2 separate regions of the Mus musculus genome follow, and region 1 is linked to region 2. A link is a loop called in an ENCODE intact Hi-C map of the cell type or tissue named here. Cell type or tissue: left cerebral cortex. All regions are shown on one strand. Links, peaks and the distances in the headings refer to the core of each region. The heading gives the core; the rest is flanking DNA.

Evidence for each region. A loop is a pair of places that touch in the nucleus more often than their neighbours do. Peaks named below come from ENCODE experiments on the same cell type or tissue, not always from the same donor. Only the 100,000 strongest peaks of a DNase experiment are listed, where the experiment ranks them.
Region 1: it touches region 2 in a loop (1.9-fold over the local background); 12 of 42 quality-filtered maps call a loop at or near these places.

The regions. Positions count from the first base shown.
Region 1 is chr11:51,446,669-51,455,002 of GRCm38, reverse strand. All of the region lies in intron 2 of Col23a1 (collagen, type XXIII, alpha 1), which reads right to left. Among named protein-coding and RNA genes, the nearest start is that of Phykpl, 130 kb to the left of the region's middle. In left cerebral cortex, for the core only: a CTCF peak has its summit at 7,790 (motif pointing right); DNase peaks (open chromatin) are centred at 4,600, 4,903 and 7,789.
Region 2 is chr11:51,322,545-51,330,878 of GRCm38, reverse strand. The region is part of intron 2 of Col23a1 (collagen, type XXIII, alpha 1); the gene reads right to left. Among named protein-coding and RNA genes, the nearest start is that of Col23a1, 37 kb to the right of the region's middle. In left cerebral cortex, for the core only: a CTCF peak has its summit at 3,773 (motif pointing left); a DNase peak (open chromatin) is centred at 2,174.

The sequences.
Region 1 (8,334 bases), core at 323-8,322, 120 kb before region 2:
AACAAACAAACAAACAAACAAAACCCCCAAGAATATTTTATAATGCTTTAAATGAATAGTTTTGTGTTGGGCTGCTGATTGGCTGCTTTTGTTAGCATTTTTCCACCCTCTAGAGCTGTGAGCTATGCAGACCATAAATTATCCACTCTTGGGTATTTTGTTATAGCAACAGTAAACAGACTGAGACAAGGATTCAGGTAATTTCTCTGTCTGTACCAGGTAGGAAGGCAGCCCAGGGCTCTGACACAGGCAAAGCACAGGCTCTGTATGTGTGCGAGGCTCCATGAGGCAGACGCTGTGTGGGATTTCCCCCAGGCATGAGTGCCTAACTCAGAGCTTGGCACAGAACCTGTCAACTACAAGCCCTCAACCTGGAGCCACCATAGCTGGAGGACACTTGCTCTTCTCTTACGGACTGTGGAGGTAGAGGTGGGCTCCCAGGAACCTTCTTTTAGCCATTCTCAAGGTGCTCAAACTCATGCAACTGTAGCCATGGTATTGATTTCTTTTATTCATTTATAAATTCATTTGTTCATCATTCCCAAAGCCACCATGGTCTGGTCTACCCATGATGCCTGATGCAGTTCCCAGCACCACTCTGGACACCAGTAAAAAACATGAATGTATCTTTCTCTATTCTTAAAAAAAGTTTTTTTTTTGTTTTTTTTTGTTTTTTTTTTAATTTAAGTGTATATATGTGTGTCCAAGCTATAAATTACAAGCCCCGCTGCCTGGCTCCTGTGGCCATCCCAACACGGAGGGCAGGCTTCTTGTTGTCATGGGGGAAACTGAGATCCAGAGTCATGAAATCACTCTTGAGATTACAAACTGGACACAGTGGACCCAAATGACTTGGCTAGGGTCTTAGTCAAGGGCTGAGGGAGTGATAGAGCTAAAGTTTCTGTAAGCCACCCCAGCTCCAAACGCCCATGCTCGGCGAGGCTCCCTGCAGTCGCTGCTTGGCACCCTGGCCTCCAGCCCGGGGTGGGGTAGATTGGCATGGAGTTCAAAGGTGCAGAACAGCTGAGCATCCGTGGCTTCCCTGGGCTCTGTGGAGCAAATGTCAGAGATTCAGTGTTGAAGGCCACCTGTCATACGAGGGGTGGCTTCCTGGGAGACAGTCTGTCCCGGATGGCATGGGTACCTTGTTACGCTGCACAGAGCCAGGCTGTGCACATAGAATCCAGGAAGGGGTGGAGAGAGTTCTGTGCCAGCAGGAGACTAAGGGGCTCCTCAAGGTCCAATGCCTTCCAGCCCAGGCCTGGCTGCTTGTAAGACAGAACCCCAGGAAGTGACAGTAGCTGGAAACTCAGAGTTCCCTGGAAAATGACACTGGGAATCTCCAGTCTTGGGGCAGTTGTGGCAATCAAACAGCAACCAAAGTGCCCGGAATAAAGGAACATTCAGCAGATGCCACTGTCCTGCCCTCTTGTCCTAAGCTCTGTGTACACTGGACCTCCGGCCCTCCTTTTAAATTTACGTCATTATTTGTGTGTGAGTGTGCAAATGACCTGCATATTCCATGGTATGTGCATGAAAGTCTGAGTTCAGCTTTTACAGAGTTGTCTCCCTCCTCCCACCGGTACAAGGATGCTGGGGATTAGACACATTGGTTGCCAGGCTTGCTCTACAAGTGCCTTTACTACGGTGCCATTTTGCTAGCCAACTTATTCCTTTTTGCCTCTTACGTATAATTGTAAGATGCCAGCTTGGTGAGGAGCTGAGGCCTGAGAGCAGCCATCCCTATGCAGGCTACCATTGTTGGCTTTCCTTAGGAGCCAAGGGCGTCTCTTGGTCTAAGAAACAGGCTGTGATCCAGTTCTGCAGAGTCAGGGTGCTCAGAGCAAAACCACCTTCTGAGCTGGGGACACAACAACTCGGTTATGAAGCTCGAGGCTTCATAACAAGACAGGGTCATCTCGACAGAGAAACAGTGACAGCTCTGTTAACCTCCCATGCTCCGTTATTAGCCATGTCTGTCCCTAGTCATCAGGCCACTGTCCTGGCCAGGCAGGCTCTGGGTGGCCGCTATCAATTCTCCTAATGTTTGGGAGGACTATTTCTCATGGCAGTGACACACCTTGCCATGTATTAAGTCTTTAGGGCTGCACCTTGGGGAGTGATGGTACAAAAGCCTAAGAGGTGGAGGTCTTGGGTCTGGAGAGATGGTTCAGTGGTTAAGAGCACTTACTGCTCTTCCAGAGGACCTGAGTTCAGCTCTTAGCTTCACACCAGGTGACTTCTAACATGTAACTCCAGCGCTAGGGCATCTGACACCTTTTCCTGGCCTCCGTGGGCACATGCACACATGTGCACAGACATATACACATAGGCATGAATAAAAACAAAGATCTTAAAGAGAGGCTTAGTGAGTGGGCAGTCCTGAGGTGATGGGAGCCGTGCCCTTGAAAGGGATCGTGGAGAAGAAGCAGTGGGCAGAAGTTGTATATGGAGGCCTGGAGGGATGAGACCCTGAGTTTCTGTGCTGAGGGAGGCAGAGGTGGCACACCTAAAGCTTCCCAAATGTGAGATGCTTTTGAAATTTTAAACCACTCCTGCTAAAGGAGGAGGTGGTGTACCAAAACAAACAGGCAAACCAACACTTCACTGAAACCCAAAGCATCCAAGAGGGAGGGAGGCAGGCCGGAGAAGGCAGGGGCGGGCAACACTGTGCAAACACATCCAACTAAAAAGGACTTGACGGGTCTGAAAGCACCTAGAGCCACTGGATGTCGGAGGCAGCCTCTGAGGGAAAACTTACTGACATGATTTTTATCTCAATTCTAACTGCAGGCACATGGTTTTCATTTCTTCTGGCTCATCAATGTGAGGATGTACCCTGTGTCCACCCCTGGGACTCCCTGGGGATGGGGCTCCTGGCACTGGGCCTAGTGTGCAGGTGGGGTTAATAAATATTTGCTGGCAAGATGAGTGACCCAGTGAGCACAGTCAGAGCGCAGCTGGAGTGCCTCTTTGCAAAAGTTTATCTTTGAAATTTGCACGGTGTCAGATCTGCTCTTCCTGGTGTACCGTTCACTCGTTTAGATCAGTGAACAAGCATGCGACCATATGCTAAGTTAAGATAGCATCATTCCATAATCAATTAATTAATTAACTAACTAATTAATTCCCTTGCCATTCTCTGTCACTCTCCTATGATCTATGCCAGCCACAGGTTTGTTGTCCCTTCTTATGGTTTTTACTAAAAAAATTTCCATACAATATGTTATGGTCATTGTCTTTTTCCCTCCCCCAACTCCTCCCAGAACTTTCCCTCCTCTCTAAACCCAACTTTACATTCTCTTTTTTCTCATTCAAGAAAAAAAATAAACAAAACCCCACAAAAATGAAAATCAAAACAAGCAAAAGACCAATAACATGCACACAAAAATGCCCAGAGAAAACAAAATGAGAGAAAAAGTCCACATCAAAATAAAACCTCACGGAGTTCATGTTGAGTTGGCCAAATACTTTTGGGCATACGGACTGTCCTGGAGTGTGGGCGACATGCCCACTGCTAATCACTCTGCGGGAGAAGTCTCCTTTGCCAGTGGGTATCAGTTGCAGATAGTTCCTTGGTTAGGGATGGTACTGTATGTCTACTGCCTCCTCTCAGGACTGGGACTCCACCTGGATGTCCTTACAGTTTTTTAAAAACAGTGGAGAAATATATGTAACATAGGACTTGAAACACGGCTTAGCAAGTAAAGGTGCTTGCTGCTAAACCTGACAACGTGAGTTCGATCCCCAGGGCCCACATGGTGGGAGGACAGAGCTGACTCCTACATGCTGTCCTCTGACCTTCACCCCTTAACAAAATAAAATTTACTATTTTAACACCTCCTCTTCCTTGAGGCAGGGCCTTGTTATGATAACCCGGTTACCCTGTGTAGACCAGAATGGCCTTGAACTCATGGGCGATCCTTCTGCCTCGCCCTCCTACATGCTGAGATTGTAGGTGTATGCCACCACACCTGTTTCTGTTTGTTTTCAGACAGGTCTCAAGTTTTAGTTCAGTCTATCCTGAAACACTATACAGCCCAGGCTGCCTTTGAACCCAAAATGATCCCCCCTGAGGCAGTCTGTGTTGCTATGATTACAGACATGAACCACCATGCCTAGTCTCACAGTTTTTAAGTCCACAACTGAGTGAAATTAAATATATTTATAATCTTTGCAGCTACCACCACTGTTTCTTCCCAGAACCTGCCCATTATCATAAAGAAAAACTGTACCCATTAAAGTGTAACTACCCTTCATCCCCCACTGCCGACAACATCTATTTGACTTGTATCTCTGTGAATCTTCAGAGTACCAGCATCCCTCTCTCACACACGATATCTTCTGTTTCTTTCCTTTCTGGCGTGTCTCACATGGCGTATCTCCAGGGTACATCTATGCTATGCTATCTGGTGGTTTGAATGAGAAATGTCCCACACAGGTTCCTGTATTGGACTACTTGGTCCTTGACTGGTGGCACGCTTTGGCGAGGTGCTGCAGCCTTCCTGGGGGAAGTGTGTCACGGGAAGCATGCTTTGAGAGTTCAGAGCCTCATCCTCCTTCCTGTCTGCTTCCTGTGTGTGGGTGGAAATGTGAGCTCTCAGCTTCCGGCTCTGGCTGCCTACTGCTATGCCATTATGGGACCATAAGCCAATAAACTCTGTCAGTTGCTTTTGGTCATGATATTTTATCCCAGCTATGGAAAAATTACCAAACAAGCACGAACCAGAATTCCCTTTCTTTTAAAGGCTGCATATTACACCACTGTGTGTATCAGCTCGTATCTCAGCAGTTTATTGGACACTTTGGTGGCACCCATCTTTTGGTGGCTAATGGGGAGTCATGATTTTATGAATTCTGGTGTATAGCGATCTGCCTAAGAGTTTGTTTTTACCTCTGTTGCCATGGTTTTGCCTCTTAGGGATGCCGTTAAGCAGTAGCAACGAGATTACAGCTGCTCTTCAGTTGGCATAGCTTTCTTCGCTACCTTGGCACAGCTCATTGAGAACTGCTCACAGTGTCATATGTGCTGCGTTTTCTCCTGTCCCCTCTCCCTCCTCCATTCCATCTCTCGAATGTTCCATGCTGGAACTCTCCTCTACCATAGCAGCAGCTGAATACCCGAGACAAGTGACCAAGAGCAGGGAAACTTTGCTGAGGCTCTTGGTTTCAGTCTGGTACGGAAAACTCACACTCAATAATAAAAGGATCCGAGTTCAGTCTCTAGAACCCACATAAAAAAAAACTGGTGAGATGGCATGGGGTTGTAGACCCAGTGTTGGGAAGGCAGACAGAAGAGGATCCTGTGGCTTTCTGGGTAGCTAGCCTGGTCTACCTGGTGAGTTCTAGGTCAGTCGGGGAACTTGTCTCACAAAAACAAAGTTGTCCTCTGGCCTCTGCACACATGCACAACTATGTGTACCCCTCCCCCTCACATACCCACACCACTCACAATACAATAGGATAATCTGAACCAATTGTTTAAACACAGAAGTCTGCGGGGGACATTTCTTATTCTGACTACCCGGCTTTGCATGCGTTTCATGCAGAAATGGCTCATAGTATCCAGGGGTGTGTGTAGATTCTATGTAGATACTATGACATCTTATATTTGACATTATTGTTTGTGTGTTGGGTCTGCTGCTTCCTCCATCAGTACCAAGGACCAAAATTACATCATCAGGCTTGTATGGCAAGCACCTTTACCTGTTGAGCCATCTACTGGACTATGGTCACTTTAGAGAAGGGACCTAGATTTTGTTAAAAGTGGGGTGCTTAGGGCCAGTCCCCTCCACACACTCAGGGGCGACACCTACACTGCTTCCTTTTTTCCTCCCTGGAGACCTTTAGATGCATTGTTTGATTGTTGAAGCTGGCGCCTATCGATGGCACTACTCTTGCTGTTTGACAGTCGGCCGCACTTAGCCTGTGAGAAGCAATGGCCCTGCAGCCTGGTCTCCAGGACCTCTGTTACAGGGCAGGGGCTCACAGTGTAGGTATGTTACTTCCAGACAAAAGACCGAAGCATTAGGCCTGTTTGCCAGAGGAAAGGGTTGAAGCCTCCCATGTCTAAAGGCTCAGCCCCCAGTGGCCTGTGGGCTGTCTTGCAGATGCAAAGCTATTGTTTGAAGCCATGGCCCCGTGCCCCAACTGTGCTGACATCTGCAAGAGTTTTCTAAAGAAGACAATGGGAGGCTAAAACATAAAACAACAGAGGCTTCTGTAAGACCCCATGGGTCGGAGCTGAAGGCGCCTGCCAGCCTTCTTGGGCAACCCAGGCTGGGACAGATGCATGGGCCAGCACCATGCCTACAAACTGTAATGCCTGCAGTTTATGGTAAGAGCCAACAAGACAGGCTTCTGAGGGCTGGAGAGCCGCAAATAGGGTGTCCTGCAAGAGCAGGCAGCGCTTCACCACTGGCCATCTCTCCAGCCCCAGGCTCTTTCTGATTTACTATCTTGTACTTGAATTCATGTACATTCTTGTACATATTCGTGGGTTTCATGACGAAATTTTCATTCAAATAGATTATGTACTTTGACTTGAGTTTGGTTCCCTATGCCAGGTGGCTCACAACCAACAATAATAGCTTCAGTTCCAGGGGATCCAGTGCCCTCTTCTGTACTTTGGCTTTCTTGGGCACAAGCTCTACCCACACACAGACACACATATACACATAATTAAAAAATAACAAAAATCCATATTAAGACTTTTTTTTAATAAAAGATTTATTTATTTCATGTGCATGAGTGTTTTGCCGGCATGTATATATACATGTATCATGTATGTGGCTGGTGTCGGTGGAGGTCAGAAGAGGGCATCAGTTACCCTGTAATTGAGACTATGGATGGTTGTGAGCCATCATGTGTATGCTGGGAACGGAATCCGGGTCCTCTGCAAGAGCAGCAAGTATTCTGAGCCACTGGGCCAATTAAAAGAAAACTAAAAACAACAAAACCAACAACAACTAGTCAGGTTTGTGAAAGAAATTCCAGACACCTGCTCTTAAATTTGGTGGGGGTAGATCAGCAAAGATGGTGGGGCGCAGCTTGGGTATCCTGCATCCAGGGCTCCCTGTGTTGACCAGTCAGGGCTAGAGACATCACAGAGATTTCTCGAAGAACCTACCATGTGCCAGGCAGGGCCTGCCTCCCAGGCCGGCCAGCCCCATCAGGCACCATGCTCTTCACAAGAAGTGATGCTAAATTCATCTATGATTTGTTGAGATTCCCACAAACACACCTATGTGTTCTTCACTTAAACACACACACACACACACACGCACACGCACACGCACACACACACACACACACACACACACACACACACTGGCATTTACCTACAGAATACAAACAAAAGAGTTTAAATAGTTTTGATAATTCTGAGAAAGTCTAAGGAAAAGCAGGCGTGGTGGGCCACACCTGTAATGCCAGCACTTGGGAAGCTGAGACAGGAGGATTGAGTGTTACAGAGGAAGAGTTCTTTTAAAAAAGCCAAATGCATGAAGACCAGCCCAATCTGGACATTTAAACCGTGCTCAAGGGCTCCAGTTATCTCAGCCCCTCGACAGGAGGCTGGAGGAGGCTGCTTGGGCATTTTCCCCCTCTCCTGTTGCAAGAACAGCTGGAATTCCTGCCTGTGAAGACTGACTCTTGCCACCCATGGGGATTGCTTCTCATGCATAGTAAGATCTGAGGAAAGCACAGACAGCCGACTACACTCCCCTCTATAAACCCAGAAGTAGGCGTCCACAGGGAACTCAGAAACACAGGAGAGTCCATAGAGGCCACATGGGGGCAGTCATGAGGCACCCGGAGTGGTCCTGGAGGAGTCCTGGGGCAGGGACCTGGACCTCCAATTCTCTCCCATAAAGTACTAACAAGGGTGTCCGTGGGGACAGGAAAATCTGAGAATAAACAAGGTGGTGGTCTCCTCTGCCTGTCACTATGGCTGTGCTGGTCAGATTTTTTTTCTCAACTTGGTATAGACTAAGGTTATCAGGGAACTTCAATTGATAAAGTACCTACATAGGATTAGCCTATAGGCAAGTCTGTGGGCTGTGGGACTAATGATCAGAGATGTGGGAGGGCCCAGGCCACTGTAGGTGGTGCAATCCTTAGCAGTCCCCACCCCTTCATGGCCTCTGCTTCAGCTTCTGCCTCCAGTTTCCGGTCTTGAATTGCTGTTCTGACTTCTCTCTGCGATAGACCATGATGTGGAAGTGTAAGCCAAATAAACCTCTCCTCCCTGAGTTGCTTTTGGTCATGGTGTTTGTTACAGTAATAGGAAGGAGACTAGCCTGGTGGCATCTGGGGGTTACATGAGGCAAAGGA
Region 2 (8,334 bases), core at 154-8,153:
ACAGGAGGCTGTTCATCTCATGGTGGGTGGGGAGCAAAGGGCAACAAGAACGCCCCCTCCACCCCATGATGATCTCACTTCCTTTCTAAAGGTTTCACCTCCTAAAAGTTCACCTCCTAAAGGTTTTACCACCCATGGCACCACAGGCTGATGGCCAACACTTAGTATGTGGCTATGATAGGCACATTCTAATCTGCAATATAGTAGGATGCATCCATGCAGGAGTGCCGGGGCCAACGGAGCTCCAGTCTCTGCTCCACTCAGGCAGCTAGGAACGGGGACAGAATGAATGCACAGACCACGTGAGTGATGAAGGGCACAGTAGGCATTTTGGGGAAGGAGATCTAAACGTTTCCCCACAGGGATTACATTTCCGCATCAGAGAGTGGCAAGGAGTCCAACCGGATGTGATTCATTGCTTAGGGACCCTGGCCAGCGCCACCAAAAAAAAAAAAAAAAAAAAAAAAGAGCAAGTGATTTTCCAATCATTGGCCCCTGGGGCAAACTCAGAAGTCAGTAGAGCCAAGCTTGGCCTGAGTGACATCTCAGATGAGCAAGAACAAAAATTACTATGTGCTGAAAGCATGATAAAGAGTCAGGATGAAGATTAGACACCAGAGGAGGGTTGACTGGCCATGGGTGTGGACAGAGTGCCCACTGATGGCATGTTCCACACTGCTGGATGGCGTGGAAAGCCTAGAACAGTATCGGCCACAGCAGCTTATTTATAGACTTTTTACTGCCTCTTCTTTGCAACAATCCCTATGAGACATGTCTCTGTCACTTCACAAATCACATAAACACATTTATAAAATCAACTGAAGCCCATGTGTACAGTAGTGAGAGCTGAGCTGCCCTTCCTCCAGGCCTGACCCTGCCTTTGAGTGATCACAGAGCAGAAGTAGCCACAGACAATAGAAATGGCACTCCCACTCCATTGTCGGCTCACAGGTGCTGTGGGTAAGGGGTACCCAAAGTGTTGGGGTGGGGGTGGTCAAGGAATCAGGAGCAACTGATTCTTCTGAAAAAAAGAAGAAACATCTCAGGGAATGGGATCAAGCTGTGTTTAGGGAATGGATCCAGATTCCTCGGTAAGGAGAGGGGAGAGACTTTAAAATGTTTTTTTAAGATTTAAAATATATGTGTGAGTATGTGGGTATGTATTCACGTGCTGTGGAGGCTAGAGGAGGGCATGGTATTTCCTGGAGCTAGAGTTATATGCAGAAGTGCCTGGGCCAATGGAGTGCCAATCTCTGCTGCATTCAGGCAGCTAGGAACAGGTACTGAACGAATGCACAGGCCTGATGTGGGCTCTGGGACCCAAACCTCTGCAAGAGGATGTGCTCTTAACTGATGACCCCTCCCTCTAGTCCACAGAGTTCACTTTTAGTGGGTGCATAGACATTCATGATATTTGGATGCATGCACACACTGAGTAACCAAGAGCAACCTAGAATACTTGGCACATTCAGTGTCACTTCTTTCATTGTTCAAAATCCTCTGTTTTGAAAGAGGGACTAAGTTCCTGCCAATGGCAATCATCCTACCGTGCAAAGCATGGCCAGACCTGATCCCTCCTGCCCAAATGCAACTTGGTATCTGGGGCCAATCTCTCCTCTCTCTCCCTCTCTACTTTTGTAAGATTAGCCTTTTAAGATACCATATGAGTTGAGACCACAAGGAACTTGTCCTTCTGTAGCCAGACTATGTTTCTTGGCTGGCTGGGTGTATCCATGTTGCCACAAATCACAGGATCCTGTCCTTTTTAATGACTGAATAGAATTCTGCTCTGTGTATACATTCCCGATTTTTCTAACCATCTTCCAGTCATTCTTTCATCTCCGATATTGTGAGTCATGTCACAAAGAACACAAAGGAATGCCAAGAAGGTTCCAGGCTCATGGATGATGATGGAGAACCTGAGTAATGCAGAAGGACACGGGAAGAAGTTATGATCTGAGGGATGGGCTCCAGGACAGGTCAGGAAATAGATTGAGAAGTCTGGAGATAAGGACCTTGTTTGTACTCGACAGTAAAGAGGGAAGTCACCGAACCCTATTAAACCCGAGACTTCCTCCCGCACAGCCAGGGGAAGGCCTTGGGTGGCTGCCAGAGGTAAGGATGGCATAGCCAGGAAGGGCTCAGTGGATGCCTGGAGGGCAGGAAAAAGGAACTTATGGGTGAGAGAAAGTGAGAGTTCCAGCAGGGTGGAACAGGAGCCATGAGGTAAGGAGTGGGAAGCGAGATGCTGAGTCAAGTGTGAACTCACTGGGCCGCAATAGCCACACATGCAGGCAAGCATTACTCTGCAGGGGCCTGGGAAGTCACCTTTGGGTGAGAGTAAGGTTTCAATTGGTTGACTTCAGGAACCCAGATTGCTCTCTACACGCGGGTGGATCTTCTGTCAAACTGTAAATAGAACCAAAGGGCCAAGCAAGAGAGAACGTTCGGGAAGAATACCTCCATACTTTATGAATATCACCAGCGTTTGGTTCTGTAATATAGGTTCTGTATATATGTCTTTGGTCTCAAACCAGAATGTGAATTTTTGTGCTCTCCAGCCCGAGTGGGAACTGAAGACCCTGCTTTCCCCCATGATTCAGACACATGGCCCACACATAGGTCTCCCTGATTGACCTCCTGGCCATATGGAGACTTTAAGGTAAATCTCTTCCCCTCTTCATGGCTGTAGTCCTCAACTTAACTGTAACTCAGCATTCAGCTTTAGAATGATTCCAAAGCCGTGTGTGTTAAAAAGTCCATCAACCTTTTAATTAAGCTGGGCTTGGTGGTATGCCCAGCCCTCAGGAGGCAGAGGCAGAGGCAGAGGCAGAGGCAGAGGCAGAGGCAGAGGCAGAGGCAGAGGCAGAGGCAGAGGCAGAGGCAGAGGCAGAGGCAGAGGCAGAGGCAGAGGCAGAGGCAGAGGCAGAGGCAGAGGCAGAGGCAGAGGCAGAGGCAGAGGCAGAGGCAGAGGCAGAGGCAGAGGCAGAGGCAGAGGCAGAGGCAGAGGCAGAGAAACATCTGAATTTGAAGCCAACCTGATCTATAGAGAGAATTCCAGGCTAGCGAAGGCTACAGAGTAAGATTCTGTCTCACCCCCCTCTCCAAATTTCACTTTAGTTTTGTGCAATATGTCCCTCTCTTGATATTTAGTAAGCACAGCAAGTCGCAGTCCCTAGACATCCCCGTGACAACAAGGGGCGTGCTAGATGGCCTAGGTTGCTAACTAAGTCCTTGATAGCCCAGACTTCTCCATGTTTGCCATTTCTGGCATTTCTTCTGTTCATCTTACTGTTAACCATGCTTTCAAGGTAGTGTTGAGTACTCTGTAAATAGATGCATCATAGGAAAATGGCACCCTTAGATTTTCTTCTAGGGGGGCGCATATCATATTTTTCTCCATTCTCCTCTTATGTGTCTAGTTTTCCTTATTCTGTGATGTGTGTGTGTGTGTGTGTGTGTGTGTGTGTGTGTGTGTGTGTGTGCCTATAGTGCTGGACATTCCTAGGCCCCCAACATGCTGACAAGCACTTTACAACAGGGCTGTATCCCCAGCTCTTTTAAATTTGTTCTGTTGTTTAAAGATCTCATAAAGCTGCCCTGGCTACCTTTGCACTCTCTCGGTAGCCCAAGCTGGCCTTGAGTTTGCAAGCCTCTTGACTCATTGACCCAAGGGTTTGGTTTTTGTTTGTTTGTTTGTTTTGTTTTTGTTTTTTAATTCTGTTAGAATTCTACAGAATTTAATGAAATAAATGGGCTCCCTCTGGTGGTCACGAGAAAAGCTCCAAATCCCAAAGGTCAGACTCTAGTTGCATTTCAAGATCTTTATGGTGCTGGGCACATTCGATAATTAATAGACTCGGAGTGGCTAGATGACATCGGGAGAGAAGACTTCTAATTAGCATTTTCCACTCGTCAGTGAATCTACCAATTGGTTTGTAAAACCACAGCCCCAAACTATGCTCACCACATCTCCTGAATCCAGTCCTGTTTCAGGTTAGGGCAACTTCCACCCCCACCCCCTCCCTGCCCCAGGCCTTGCAGCTCCTGTGATCTCCGTCTGCTCCCCTACCGGTACCATGTTTGTGACTCTTTACCACGGGTCCTGGTGTCTCTGCAGCTCTTCTCCCCATCAGTACCCAGGGCCCTCCTTCACCTCCTCAGGACCTCTTCCCAGGAAAGGCCATTGCCACATGTTTCTCAGTGCTTCTCCACAAATCAGGCACCACTCTAGGTTCAGAGGATGTGACCATGATCAAACAGAGACAGTGCCTCCCCTGAGCACCCTCTTAGGGGCCTCTGTGATGCATCCAGATCTGCAATTCCAGTCTGCCCTCCTGCCACTTCTAGGGTCCCCCTCTTGAAATAAACTCTACTCAGACACTCCATGGTGCATCCCACAGCACACAGCCCCACTCCTTGCTAGCCCTCAGCTCATCTTAATCCCCACAGCTGCCTTTCAACAAGAGTTTAAACTTCATGCTTCCCTTTTATCTTGCTCAGGATGTCAGGCCTCAAGGCCCTGTGACCCTATGCAAGCTGGTTAACATGCCAACCAGTCTTCAAAACTCTACCCAGCTCCTACCTCCCCAGTGAAGGATTCTGCTCTCTGCAAACCAACCTGTCTGTATAGATCCTCTAGCCTCAGCAATGTCTCCTTTTAACTTTTGTAGGACTTTTCTTTGTACTACACAAGTTTACTCCGTTTTTTTTTAATTGATTGATTCTACAACTTGAAGCATCTTCTTCTAAGGATGGGTTTGCAGCGGACCCTAACGGTCTTATATGTCACCCTAACTAGGACTGGACATGTGAGTAAATGAACAAATAACCAAACGGACTGACATCTGTGCACAGAAGAGTGTGGGAAATGCGATGACATCGTTCTCCAGAGAGTTCTGGCACACGCCCATGCGCACACACATGAGGGATAAGAGCCCAGCTCAGGGTTGAAGTGCTTGTCTAGCATATACAAGGTCCTAGGTTCTATCCTCAGCATCACTGCAGAGAGGAGGGAGGGGGAGCTAATTTAAAGGGCTGGGGGAAGCTCAGAGTCAGATTGCCTACTCAGCACTCACAAGGCCCTGGGTTCAATCCCCAGCTCAGAAAAAAAATTAAAAATGACTGCCGGGCACGGTTGCTCACCCCATAACCCCAGCACTGGAGAAGCTGAGGCAAGAGGCCTGCAAAGTCAGGTTGAGCCAGGATTAAACCAGGAGGCCCTGTCTTGAAAAGAGTTCAGCAGCTGTAAAACCCGGCTATGGGATGCTCTCCTAGCACGTGTGAGGCCCCAGGTTTAACTTCTAGCACTGAAAAGAAGGAAGGAAAGAAAGAAAGAAAGAGACAGAGAGAGAGAGAGAGAGAGAGAGAGAGAGAGAGAGAGAGAGAGAGAGAGAGAGAAAGGAAGGAAGAAAGGAAGGAAGAAAGAGGGGGAAGAGGGAGGGGGAGATGGGGGAGGGGGAGATAAGAGGAGGGAGGAAGGAAAGATGGGGGGGAGAGAGAGGGAGAGAGGGGAGGAAGGAGGGAGGAAGATAGATCAGACCCGAAGATTGCCTTCAGCTCTGTCTGCTGTGGTTAGTTTAGATAACACCTTTACAGACACTCAACCTTTCCACAATATCAAGTCAGCTGGGATTTACCACTCCTGGGGGAATATATATATATATATATATATATATATATATATATATATATGCATATATATATATATGTGTGTGTGTGTGTGTGTGTATATATATGTGTGTATATGTATATATATATGTATATATATCATACATATACAATTTCAAAAATGTGTCAAATGAACATAATTTCTTGTTTGAAGAGCGCAAGCTCTCTTCCCTAAGCTCATTCTTACTCTACACCAATGGAGCGAAAACCCGACCACCAGTGGCTTTACCGCTCAGAGCGTTCTGCTTAGTAACACTCTCCACAAATTACAGCCACTCTCATCAGCTCATGTCATGTCCACACCATGCTTGGTGTTTAAAGAAAGGACTTCCACACGAGTGGGGAATTTCTACCTCTCACGTACACATTTGTTCCTTTCTGGAAATGGCTTACCATCCCGCCCCGCCAATCCCCCATGAGGTAAGTCCAGCACACACCATCTGGAGGCCACACGCAGCATCCCTGCAATACCACACAGCAATGCAGAAGGGCACAAAAAGACAATGGCGAAGATTACCACTTTTCCAGAAAGTTCCTGAGACTGCTCAAGGCAGGTGGAGTCTAATTAGAAACAAGCCTGAAGGGACAGAAGTGACAGGCTGTGCTCAGGGTTTCCGGATTCTGGTAGCATCTGATTGAATGGTTTCCAGCCTTGTGATTTCCTGTCTGTTTCTCTTACTCCTCGGTCACCGGTATTTTCTCACCCATATCCCAGGAAAGCACGAAGGTATAACTGACCAGCCCAGGAGAGCATGCTGGTGTAACTCACCAGCCCTTTGTTCTCTCCTTCCAGAGCATTCCCAGGCAATGTCTGCACCTTCTCTCCCCTCTCCATACCTGGGTGACCACATGGATCTGAGCTCATGACAATCAAGAGCTTCCTCTTGAGATGTGGAGGGGAACCTTTGCTAGGTGTTCACTCATACATTCGATCTTGACATAATCCCACGAAGTAAGTACCCTGTTTACAAATGAAAGACTGAAGCAAGTCCTGGGCACTGCACACCTATAGTACTAGAACTCAGAAGCAGAGGCAAGAAGGCCAGCATCTACTACATAGCAAATTTAAAGAGGGCAAACAAAGTCCTTGGGTGCCTGAAGTAGAGCCGGTCTTTGGCCAAACCCAGAATCTGTCTACTGTCACAATAAGAACCATCTAGCCATCTGTCCCTGGTACAAGCCTAACGGGTCATCTACTGTTTACCTAGATGTGTGAATTTTCTCTTGTTCTGGGAACAGAACTCTGATCTTCCTGGGGTAGCTACTGTCCCCCAAACCATGTTTCTAGTAGTCAACTCTCCCTCATAGCTGCATGTGTGTGTATGTGTATGTATATGCATGTGTGCACCTGTGTTCATGTGTATATACCTGTGTATAGATGTGCACATGTGTCCCTGAGTATGTATATGCACGCACCTATCTGCGTGTGTGTGTGTGTATACACAGTGTCTGTGTGTGCATATTCGTGTATGCATGCGTGTGCATGCATATATATGTGTGTACCTATATGCATGTGCGTGTGCATGCATGTGCATGTATGTGCATGAGTGCAAATGAGTGTGTGTGTGTGTACATGCATATGTTCTCCAAATCTCTTCCTGGCCTCCTTTCACCTTAAGTACCACTCTCTGAAGATCATCTCATGCTGAGGCACAGGGAAGGGTTAAGATTTCAGGTATGAATTGAAGAGTTCTCACAGTTTAGCCCTCAATACCTCCCGGTCTCCAGTCATAGGGGCTGGTGAGGAAGGACAGTGCTTATCTGGGGTGGTGCTAATCAGGATTGGCTTAGCCACAGCTATTGGCAGTCACCTTCCTACAGAGCAAGCACCCCGAGGAAAGGCAGCCTGAGAAGGACAGAGACAGAAGGTGAGTGATGGGGACAGTCCCTAAGCTCAGGGGCTCCTGAAACCAGGTCCATTTCTGAGCCCTGCACTTTAGCTATGGGCTTGATATGTTTCCAGTGTTGCATTATTCACAAAGGATGGTCAGAAGTTATTAATGTTCTCATGCCAAACAAGCAGCCAACAAACCAAGGAGGACGCTGTTTCCAGGACCCATAAGGTGAGCCATGAAGGGTCAAGATTTGAACCCAGTCCTCTCAGGCTTTAAGGTGCTGGCCCTGAGGTATCCCATGGGAGAAACACTACATCATGGCTATTCTTAGCCCAATGCAGGCCGAGTCCCACAGAGCACACTTCATTGTCAACCTGGTCAGTTTCTCCACAAACAGAAGGCATATGTCCTTCCATCCCAACCATAACCCAAGTGTGAAGCAACTCCTGACTCAGGAAGAGGTTCAGACAAAGCCAGAGTCAGACAACAAGGTTATATGCAGGCTTTCATTTCTCCATCACAGGATGGATGCAGTTTGGTGCATATTGTAGACCCTATAGACTCTATAAAGACACAGGATGAGAAAAAAAACAAAAAAAAAACAAAAAAAAAAACAAAACAAACAAAAAAAAAACCTCTCATGTCCTACAGGGGAAATGAGCTGAGTACAACTCAGGGCATCTCAACCCTGTGACAGGATCCTGTCATTAAACCAAGATGAGGCAGCACTAGCTCTATATGATATGATATGACATGATATAAGCCTGAGATCATATCCAAGAGAAACAGTAAACCCCAGAAGGCAGTACACAGCAAACAACACATGATC